2 separate regions of the Mus musculus genome follow, and region 1 is linked to region 2. Evidence: chromatin loops called from intact Hi-C (ENCODE). Cell type or tissue: left cerebral cortex. All regions are shown on one strand. Each heading gives the region's core, and the rest is flanking DNA. Links, peaks and the distances in the headings are about the cores only. Region 1 overlaps Setd5 (SET domain containing 5). Region 2 overlaps Thumpd3 (THUMP domain containing 3).

Region 1 (5,382 bases), core at 215-5,214, 89 kb after region 2:
TAATGGGTCGGTTTTATCACTGGTGCATTTCAGCCTTTGATATGCTTTTTGGCGGTAGGCTTTAGCAGTTCTTTGATAGATTGATAGACAGCAGAGGACACGGAATTGAACAGACAGAATGTTGCATGAGAAACATAATCCAAGGTACAAGTAAATAAGGAATGGATTCGTTGCAACCTTTAATGCTATTCTCCTAGTGAGTAATTTACCATGCTTGGCTTTTCAACTACCTCCTGCTTTTCTCCACCTTCCCTTACACCTTCCATTGAAACTAATTTAATAATATATAACATCAGAAGCCAGCAACTTAAGACCTTTCTGTGGTGTGTGTGCTTGGGGCTCAGATACATCCCTGGCTACACTGCCAGCCCCACATATGCTGTCAAACGATGTGATGAAGGCTGAGCAGAGTAGTCATGTTTGCAGAATTGCCTGATGCCTTCATTCCCTTTTTGCCCTTTGACTTTTTCTGTTATACCATGTCCCATATCTCTGTTGATTTTTATTTCAGCTTTGTCACCGAAAAGACCTAGATTTGACAAAAGTGGGATTCCCAGACTCCAGCACTCACAGCTGCGCTGATAGGCCCTCCCTGCTTAACTGCAATCATCCTGACCTGGCTTCTCATCCCTCTGTTGTTCCCACCTCCGAGGCTGGCTTCCCAAGCAGGAGTGGAGATGGTCCTCAGACCTTGCTGAGAAACTCAGACCAGGCGTTTAGGACAGAGTTCAATTTGATGTACGCCTACTCCCCTTTGAATGCTATGCCTCGAGCAGATGGACTGTATAGAGGGTCTCCCTTGGTGGGAGACAGGAAGCCTTTACATTTAGATGGAGGATATTGTTCCCCTGCTGAAGGCTTTTCCAGCAGATATGAACATGGCTTTATGAAAGACCTCTCTCGGGGATCCATGTCACCTGGTGGTGAAAGGACCTGTGAAGGAGTCCCATCTGCTCCTCAGAACCCACCGCAAAGGAAAAAGGTAAGTATTCATGTTACTCTTTTAAAGAATATTAGTCAGATAATTCAGAACTTTCTAAGCTCCAGTGCATAACACTTGTCCTACTCTTTGCTATGACCTGTAAAAATTAGTTCTTTTATTTGATTACATTACTTCTTTGGCTTATGTGGGGGGGGGGGGGCATGAACATGCCAAAAGCACATACATAGAAATCAGATTACTTGTGGGAATCAGTTCTTTGCTTCCACCATGTGGGTCCTGGGATTGAACTCAAGTTATCGGTCTTGGCAGCCACAGCCTTCATCAATTGAGTAGACTCTATTAGTATAACTGGAAAGTGTTGTGAATAGCCGGCAGGACTGAAGTGCAGTCAGTAAAAGAGTGTAGCCATGAGTAAGGCTTTCCATCTTTAGCATCCCAAATACAAATAAAGCAAATATCTAGCTTGCCTTAGAGGCACATGTCTGTGAACCTAGCATTCTGGAGGTTGAAGTGGGATTAGAAAGCTAAAGCTATCCCAGGTTTTTTAAACACAGCAAATTTTACATAACTGTTGTATGCAACTGAAAGGCTAGCACACTGGAAGAATACCAAAAGCTGTGTTACTCAGAGAACCCAGTTTGGGGCATAGCTTTAAGACCATCAGATGTGTTTTCCCAGGCAGATGTAGTTGTTCATGTTTGTAATCCCAGCACCCATTCATGATGTTGAGGCAGAAGGATTGAGAAGTTCTATGCCAGAGGCCAAAGAGCTGGGTCATCAGTTAAGAGCATATACTATTCTTCCAAAACACTCAAGTTGACTTCCCAGTGCCTGAAGTGTTTACCAATGCTTAGAACTCCAGCTCCAGGAGATCTGATGACCTCTTTGACCTTCATGAGTACTTGCCAACCCAAGCCACATAGAGGCCCATGTTTTGTTTCAGTAATTCATTTTGTAATCACAGCGGTTATATAATTAGGGAATGTCCTTATCTTGCACATGAGAAAACTGAAGCTAGTTAAATAACTTGTTAAACAACAACAGATAAACAAAGGAGTAAAGGCACTGTCCTGATTCTGATTCCAGATTACACAATCTAGTTGTTAATATTATATGATAGATTTGATTGCCTCCTAGAGTCTGCACTAATAGAGCCTCCCTAGAAAATTGCACTAGGAGATTCTGAATTACAGTGGTTGTAGTTGCTCCAAAGGAGTTGTTCACATCTTAGCAGAGGATAAGTTAAGGAATGAACAAGAAGTCTTTTATTTCGCTTATTTGAGGGGTAGAAATGGAAAGGCGGTAGGTTTAGCCACATTTCAAATGATGTGTAGGAATCAGCCTGCGCATCAAGAGGGAGGTGTTCCTGCGCAGTCAGTCTGTGATACTACACTGGGGTACAGATGGGTTCTGATAGCTGGCTGCAGTTACAATGCCAGGGAGCACCAGGAAGCAGGTGCAGAGAGCAGTGGGTAGATCAGACCTTAGAGATCTTGCCATGGCCTGGGGCTTATAAAACTCAAAAAACCTAACAGCTGCTTTTCCCCCCTTAAATATTGTTTTGGGATTATTTTTGGGTTGTCATGGTGACTTGGATGAATTTATTGTTAGGGATTCACAAAGCTGAGTATACTATGTATGACAGTCTTACAGAGAAACTAGTTATATCCTCATAGAAATAAAGGCTCGTGACTTTATTTCAATTATAATAATGTTCATTATCCAAGTTTATTAACTTCTCCAATATTATATGTAAAAAGGCACACACAAAATTATTTTTACTGTTATTTTTGTGGTATTTCACACTTAGGCAGAAAATTAAGAGCACCTTGGATAGGAAAAGGAAACACTAGCACACAATAGGATGACAATGGAGCTCTTCCTTACATGAGCAGTACTGACTTTGAAATTGTATAACATGACATATCTTTGCATCTCTAGTTTTATTTGTTACATATACAAGTAATTGAAGTTAGAATTTGTTTCAGAAATATTTCTAAAATATTTGGGCACTTGTGATTTTTGTACTAAATGTTAACAGTAAAAAAAGCTAAGGACTGGATGACTGGAGAGATGGCTCTGCATGAAAAAGCACTTACAGCTCTGTCAGAGGACCTAACACCTATATGCAGCAGTCACAAACACCAATAACTCCAGCTCTAAGGCAGCCCACATCCCCTTCTTCCCTCTGAAAGCACATACATATGGGTAAATAAAATATTTTTTAGGGCTAAACACATTGCCAAGCCTGGCAAATCTGAGTTTGATCCTAAAGACACACGGTAAGAGGAAAACACCACTTCCCCAGGTTCTCCTTTGACCTACATACAATAGTTAATAAGTGGGGTTTTGTTTTGTTTTTTAATTAAATTTTGATTAAAGCTAACTTTAATTTTATTAAAGCTAAAGCATATATGTGATACCATATACCTGTGATATCAGGACCTGGGTGACTGAGGTAGGAAGATCCTAAGTCCAATGCCTGCCTGAGCTACAAAGATCCTGTCTCACAAAAATGAATGAGTGAATGATATAATTTACAGATTAACCAAAAAAAAACCAAGATTCTACAGTAGATTTAATAGGCAATAGAATACAGTAGTGGATGGATAGGAAAAGGTTTGTTTCTGATAGCAGGATGATATATGAGTAAATAATTAGAAGGTAGTTTGAGGATTGGGAAAAAGTTTCTAGGTTGTAGACAGGTTGCTGAAGTATATAAACAAAATAATTTCTTCTTACTTTAGTTCTTTAATACCTTTCTTCCCTTATATGTAATACAGATAGTCTTAAATCCCATAGTATGTCTTCAAATTTTGAATATTATGAAGAGCCCTGAAATACTGGCTTTTTCCTCTTGGTGTGATAGCTTATTTATTGTGGATTATTTTTGTTTGTTGTTAATGGAGTAAGTGTTCCTAAGGAATGAAGAACTTTTTTCCAGGATACAAAAGCATTCTGTTTTTTCTGCCATACTTTTTATAGATGCCCCCATTTTGGTATATAACTGATTGTAGGTTACCAAGGTGATAGTAATCTCACAAGTTTCTCTGAAGAAAGTAAAAGGATATAGTCTTATTTGAGCACCATTGTTTGATAGAATATTTTTTGTCCTCACCAGTTTCTGAGTGGCTTGAGTCTGTAGCACTGCTCAGATCTCTTTTATACCTAAAAAAAAGATTGTTATATAGGGACTGGAAAGGTCCCTCAGTGATTCAGAGCTCAGTTCCCAACACGCACAGCAGATGGCTACAACTGCCTGTTGCTCTCCTCTCCAGTAGTGTTCCAACTCCTGCACTCAGCCTGTGCACACACACAGCTGTAAATACAGTAAAGGCTATTACAGTTGATACCTAAGCCACTCACTAATGATACATTTTCTTTTTCATATCTAGGTATCCTTGCTAGAGTACCGCAAAAGAAAACAAGAAGCTAAGGAGAATTCTGGTGGGGGAAATGACTCTTCACAGAGCAAAAGCAAGTCTTCAGGAGCTGGGCAAGGCAGCAGTAACTCTGTTTCTGACACTGGTGCCCATGGTGTGCAGGGATCCTCAGCCGGAACCCCGTCATCCCCTCACAAAAAATTTTCCCCGTCTCATTCCTCTGCATCGCATTTGGAGGCGGTAAGCCCGTCAGATTCCAGGGGCACTTCTTCCTCTCACTGCAGACCTCAAGAAAACATCAGCAGTAGGTGGTAAGTTTATGTTTAATTAGCTTTATAATTAAATTCAGGTGGGAAGTTACACATTCATTTCCAGTTTTACCTGAAGTTTTTGGAGCACTTATCTAAGACAGGCAGGTAATTTGCCATCTGTTTGTTCAGCTAGTTAGTGTAAGCCAAATCTTCTCCCTTCAGAGACTCACTGAACAGTGAGGTTTTGGGTGTCCACGCGCTATTTTTTTTTTTTTTTTTTTTGATGAGAGGTAAGTAAACAGTCCAGCCAAATCGCTCCCCTCCCCCACCCCTTGTGTGCACGTTCATATATGCACTCTTGGTCACTCATACATGCATATGGAGGTCAGAGAACACTTAAAGGAAATAGTTCTTCCCTATTTAAAGGAAATAGTTCTTCTGGAGATTGAACTCAGATCTTCAGACTTAACCTTTACCTACTGAGCCATCTTGCTGACTCTGGTTTTCTCAAATTGAAAAAGAGCTGTGTCCCATGCTGCTAGCATATACAGAGAAATGCAAGACGGTCTGAAAAGAGTTGTCTAGTTTAGAGGCTGGAGAAACGACTCTGGTTAAGCGACTAACTGATCTTCCAGAGGAGCCAGGTTCAATTCCCAGCACCCACATGGCAGCTCACAACTGTCTGTAACTCCAATCTTTGACACCCTTATACAGACATACATGCAGGCAAAACACTAGTGCACATAAAATAAAATAAAATAAAATAAAATAAAATAATTACCATCTCACAGTTTTGTGCTGGAGA
Region 2 (5,382 bases), core at 107-5,106:
AGGACCCCGTGCACTGTATGTACCACTGAGCTCTATCCCTGGCCCTCTTACTTTTTATTTTGAGATATGGTGCTAATGTGTTATCTCAGTTGGCTCTGAACCCACTCTGTAGCTCAGGAAGGCCTGAACTGCAACTTTGCCTCGGGTTCCTTAGAAACTGGGACTATAAGCCCGTGCCAATAAACCTAGCCTGACAGCTATATATTAACCACCCTTTATGTGCCTCTGCTATTGTAGGTGTATGGTCTGTAGCAAAGGTCAAGGTAGTTAAGGTCTTTTCACCATGGACTTAGAGGAGTGGCCTTGCCAGTAAGCAAGTGCATGAGCCTAGGAACTGTGGGCCATACTTAGTACTGTAAAGAAAGTCCAAGTGAAGGGGAGAACAGCATAGGGGAGCTCCCCCACGTTTACTTCTTAAAAAGATAATCATGGGAGCCAGGGGCGACGGCGCACGCCTTTAATCCCAACGTTCAGGAGGCAGAGGCAGGTGGATCGCTGTGAGTTCTAGGCCAGCCTAGTCTAGGACATTTGAGGCTATAAAGAAGAGATCCTGTCTTAAACAAAACAAAACAAAAAAATTAATCATACTGTTTAAAATCTAGACAGATGATATTTTTAAGCTTCTTATAGTTTTTGCCCAAATTCAGAAGATCCGAAAGGAAGTCATTTATAGACATGTTGTCTTACTTTCTGTCTGCTGCCTTTTATTCACCTGCTTCCCCAATGCTGTGCATCTGATCTGCCCTCTGCTCCATTCTTCTTTAGTAGCATACTGTTTATATATCCTCACCATTGAAACTGGAATTTCCTTCATTGCAGGTATTATCTTGTTTATCCTTTGGTCTGTACTCTCCCACCATCCCCATCATAAGGACCAGAGTTGTCTACAAGGAAAGTAGGCACTTATTTGTTCAGTTACAATGGTGAGAAACAAAAGGCTTTCATTCTCCATCATTTGCAGGAAGAAGTTCTAAGAGACTTTGAAGAACTGGCTGGAAAACTCCCATGGTCAGACCCTTTAAAAGTCTGGCAAATTAACACCACTTTCAAGAAGAAGAAAGCAAAGCGCAGAAAGGCAAATCAGAGTGCAGGTAAAGAGAAGGCTGACTGTGGACAAGGAGACAAAGCAGATGAGAAAGATGGTAAGAAAAAGCATGCCAGCAGCACTTCAGATTCACATATCTTGGACTATTATGAAAATCCAGCCATCAAAGAAGAGATATCAACCTTAGTAGGTGATGTCTTGTCGTCTTGCAAAGATGAAACTGGTCAAAGCTTAAGAGAAGAAACTGAACCACAGGTACAGAAGTTTAGAGTCACCTGCAACAGAGCAGGAGAGAAACATTGCTTTACCTCCAATGAGGCTGCGAGAGATTTTGGGGGTGCTATTCAAGAGTACTTTAAGTGGAAGGCTGATATGACCAACTTTGATGTAGAGGTGGGTATTAGCTTTTATTGATGATGAAAAAGATCTGTAATGTGGCTGGGGAGATGGGTCAGTGGGTAAAGTATTTGCTGAGCAAGCTTGAGTACTTGAGTTCAGATTCCTAGAATCCACATAAAAGCCAGAGTAAATGTATGAATGTTAATCCTAGCACTGATAGTTAGAGACAAGTAGTGTCCTGGAGCAGACAAGCTGAAACGGCAAGACCCAGGTTCAGTGAGAGACTGTTTCAAAAATAAAGTAGAATGGTAGAAAGACAATGTAAACTTCTGTCTTTTGTACAGTCACCCACAAAAGAAAAAAAAGGTTCTCATACATTTGTAAAATTTCCAGACAGCTAGCACAAGGGCCATTGAACAGTGGCCGTAAAGCTAGAAGGATGTTAGGAATAGCATGACTTGTGGAGATAGATGGATAGGTATTGATTGAAATTTTTACTCAGTAACTCTCTAGACTTGGACAAGATTGTCTCTTTGAGCCTCTGTTTCAAATGGAGCCAATAATAGTGTGTACCTTTAAGGTCTATACCCTGGAGGGCAAATGGAATGGTTTCAAGTGTTTGGTATAGTTTGTTGGTATATGATAAGTACTCAATGGATAGATTGTCAGAACTCAAGTAGTGGTGGCACACGTCTTTAATCCTAGCACTCAGAGGCAGAGGATCTGTTGTGTTTTCAAGGCAAGTCTGGCTTACATAGTGAGTTCCAGAACAGCCAGGGCTATGTAGAGACCTTGTCTTGCAAAACCCTAAGGTGTGCTCTGTCTCTGTGTTGTGTGTCTCTGACCTTGGCATTGCTATGTCCGGCAGAAGAAAGATGAGTCTTCCCCCCCCCCCTTTTTTTTTTATTCCAAATTTAGGTGCTGGACTCATACCTACAGCCTTGCACATATGGACAAGCAATGTATTTCTAAACTATATCCCAGTCTTCTTATTTCTTTCTTTCTTTTTTTTTTAAAGGTTTATTTATTATTTATTTATTATATGTAAGTACACTGTAGCTGTCTTCAGACACTCCAGAAGAGGGCGTCAGATCTTGTTACAGATGGTTGTGAGCCACCATGTGGTTGCTGGGATTTGAACTCTGGACCTTCGGAAGAGCAGTCGGGTGCTCTTACCCACTGAGCCATCTCACCAGCCCCAGTCTTCTTATTTCTAATCTAGTATTTTTCTACATTATATGGATTTCTAGATTGTAACTTAACCTAAAATAAACTTACTTCTACCTTAGTTGGAAATTCTGCTACTAAACAATAATAGAATATAGTTTTCAGAACCTTCTATCAGGGTTTTAGAGCTAATCTTCATCTAGAGCCAGCTTTGTTCTTTTTAAAGTCAGCTAGGTTCTTAAAACCAAATGCCTCCTGTTAGCTTGAGTATCCTTGTGACTACTGGGTGACTTTTGTTGATAATGGTAATTGGAGTTCTTTAAATTTCTGATGGTTTATGTAGGTCCTTAGCAGTTGACATTTTTACCAAGAAGTCAATTTTTGTTTCATTTGGGATACTCAAGCCTGGGGCATATCACTCTCTTTGTAACTTTTTTTTTTTTTTTAATGTCAGACAAGAACAATTCTCCATTCTATATTTTCTTACACAGCTGTAAGAACAAAGAGGCTAACAAAGGCCATGTCCAGAAGTCTCCAAGGTAGCACAGAAGACAAATCCTGTATGAACTGGTGTCTCTGTGTCCCAGGCTCAGAGGGCTTCCTAGGAAATGAGGCCATGTGAATAAGATATGTAGGACAGGGCCTTGCATGTTAGAGTGTTAGCTCTAGACCTCTGCCTTTGGTAAGGCCATGATGAGGACATTTTAGGGGGAATACTGGGGAACATTTTATCTTCTTAGAATGTTTGTGAGTTAGGAAAACTAGGACAAAGGTAGTCATAATCAGACATTGTTATAAAACTACCAGGAGCTGGGCGTGGTGGTGCACGCCTGTGATCCCAGCACTTGGGAGGCAGAGGCAGGCAGATTTCTGAGTTTGAGGTCAACCTGGTCTACAGAGTGAGTTCCAGGACAGCCAAGGCTACACAGAAAAACCCTGTCTCAAAAAAAAAAAAAAAAAAAAAAAAAAAAAAAAAAAGAAAGAAAGAAAGACAAACTACTAGGAAAACAAAATAAAAGCAAACATGACGTGGTGTCAGCTTTGGATAAAGGGTATGTTTTGAGAGGCCACCGTTAAAGTGTTTGAAGTGTTCTTCAAAAACACGTAGTAATTTAAAAAATATATGTAGACCAAATGTGGTGGCACATGCCTTGGATCCCAGACTCAGGAGACAGAGACTGTCAGATCTCTAATTTTAAGGCCAGCCTGGTCTCCATAGTGACTTCCATGCCAGCCAAAGGGCACAGTGAAACACACACACACACCCAGGCAGTGGTTGTACACACCTTTAATCCCAGCATTTGGGAGACAGAGGCAGATGAATCTCTGAGTTGAGGCCAGCCTGGTCTATAGAGTGAGTTCCAAGACAGCCAAAGTTACACAGAGAAGCCTGTATTGAGAAAATAAAAGGTGGTAGAAAAAAAAAAAACCCAAAACATACATACATATTTTAAATCTATACCATCAAAATATGTTCATATAATAAAAACTGGGAGATAACTTATTAATAGCCTGTGTGTGGGGGGAGTAAAAAGAATAAAATGTTTTAAAATTAAATGAAAATAGTACATATACTATTTCATTTTTGTTAACTCCAAAAACTGATACAACTAACTTATAATAATAGTGGTTAGATTAATGATCACCCAGGAAAGAGACAAAAGAGAACTTTGTAAAGGGTACTGAGTATAGGTCAGAGCTCACTGAAATGTATATGCAGAAGGCTTACACCTCTGGGCTCACTAGGTAGGCAGATTTACCACTAAGGTTGCTGACCTGAGTTCAGTTCCTAGGATGCATGGTAGAAGTTGTCCTCTGATCCCCAAACCCAATCCATACACAAACACAAATAAATACGCAAATAACTGAATTTTATGTACTGTATAGTAAACCTGTAAAGTATAATTCAATCAGAAAGTTTGTATAGGCTGGCAAGATAGCTTAGCAGTTAAAAGAATTGTCTGCTCTTTCAGAGGATACAAGTTTAATTCCCAGCACCCATACGGTAGGTAGCTGTAACTCTAGTTCCAAGGGATCACACACCTCTTTCTAGCTTCCATGGGCACCAAGTGTGCATGTGGTGCACAGATATACATTCAGGCAAAACATTTGTGCACATAGAATAAAAATTTAAAATGTTCTGAAAAGAAAGTTCTCTGTGTTGTGGCTGTTATGTATGTATAAGCCATGCTTGGCTTTTACTTGGGTTCCAGGGATAAACTCAGATCTTCATACTTGCCAAGCAAGTACTCTTCCCATTGGCTCACCTCAGACCTAGCCCTGGTTTTGTTGTTTTTATCTTAATTCAAAAAGTCTTAATAAGGAAGACATGTATCTCTTTCTTGTGATCACAGCATTTATGAGGCAGAGGCAAGAGGATTTTGAGTTTCAGTCCAGCTAGCCTATCTAAGAATTCAAGCCAATTTTGGCTTCAAGGCTCTGTTTATTTTACTCTTTTAAATTTATTTATTTATTTATTTTGTTGTTGTTTGTTTGAGACAGTCTTTCTATCTAGTCCTGGCTGCCCTGGAACTCACTGTGTAGACCTGGTTGGCCTTGAACTTACAGAGATCCGCCTGCCTCTGCCTTCTAAGTGCTGGGATTAGTTAGAGCACTTGGGAGGTAGTACCACAGCCAGATAAGGCCCTGGATTGTTTTTAAGGGTCTTGTTAGTAGGTACAGTTCGAAGACTGTTGACTTTCTCGTTTGTCTCTAATTTGATGTAGGTTCTCCTGAACATCCATGATAATGAAGTCATTGTTGCTATTGCACTGACAGAAGAGAGTCTCCATCGCAGAAATATTACACATTTTGGACCTACAACTCTTAGG

What was found. Peaks named below come from ENCODE experiments on the same cell type or tissue, not always from the same donor. Only the 100,000 strongest peaks of a DNase experiment are listed, where the experiment ranks them.
Region 1: a loop joins it to region 2, with 3.0 times the contacts of the local background. A loop is called at or near these places in 1 of 42 quality-filtered maps.

Annotation. Positions count from the first base shown.
Region 1 is chr6:113,143,102-113,148,483 of GRCm38, forward strand. It overlaps Setd5 (SET domain containing 5), which reads left to right. Exons shown (of 22, transcript NM_028385.1): 18 at 512-982; 19 at 4,339-4,637. Among named protein-coding and RNA genes, the nearest start is that of Lhfpl4, 50 kb to the right of the region's middle. In left cerebral cortex, for the core only: no CTCF peak of the experiment used is centred there; a DNase peak (open chromatin) is centred at 2,354; H3K27ac peaks cover 656 bases.
Region 2 is chr6:113,054,678-113,060,059 of GRCm38, forward strand. Thumpd3 (THUMP domain containing 3) reads left to right here. Exons shown (of 10, transcript NM_008188.3): 4 at 962-1,438; 5 at 5,278-5,382. Among named protein-coding and RNA genes, the nearest start is that of Thumpd3, 11 kb to the left of the region's middle. In left cerebral cortex, for the core only: a CTCF peak has its summit at 2,427 (motif pointing right); no DNase peak of the experiment used is centred there.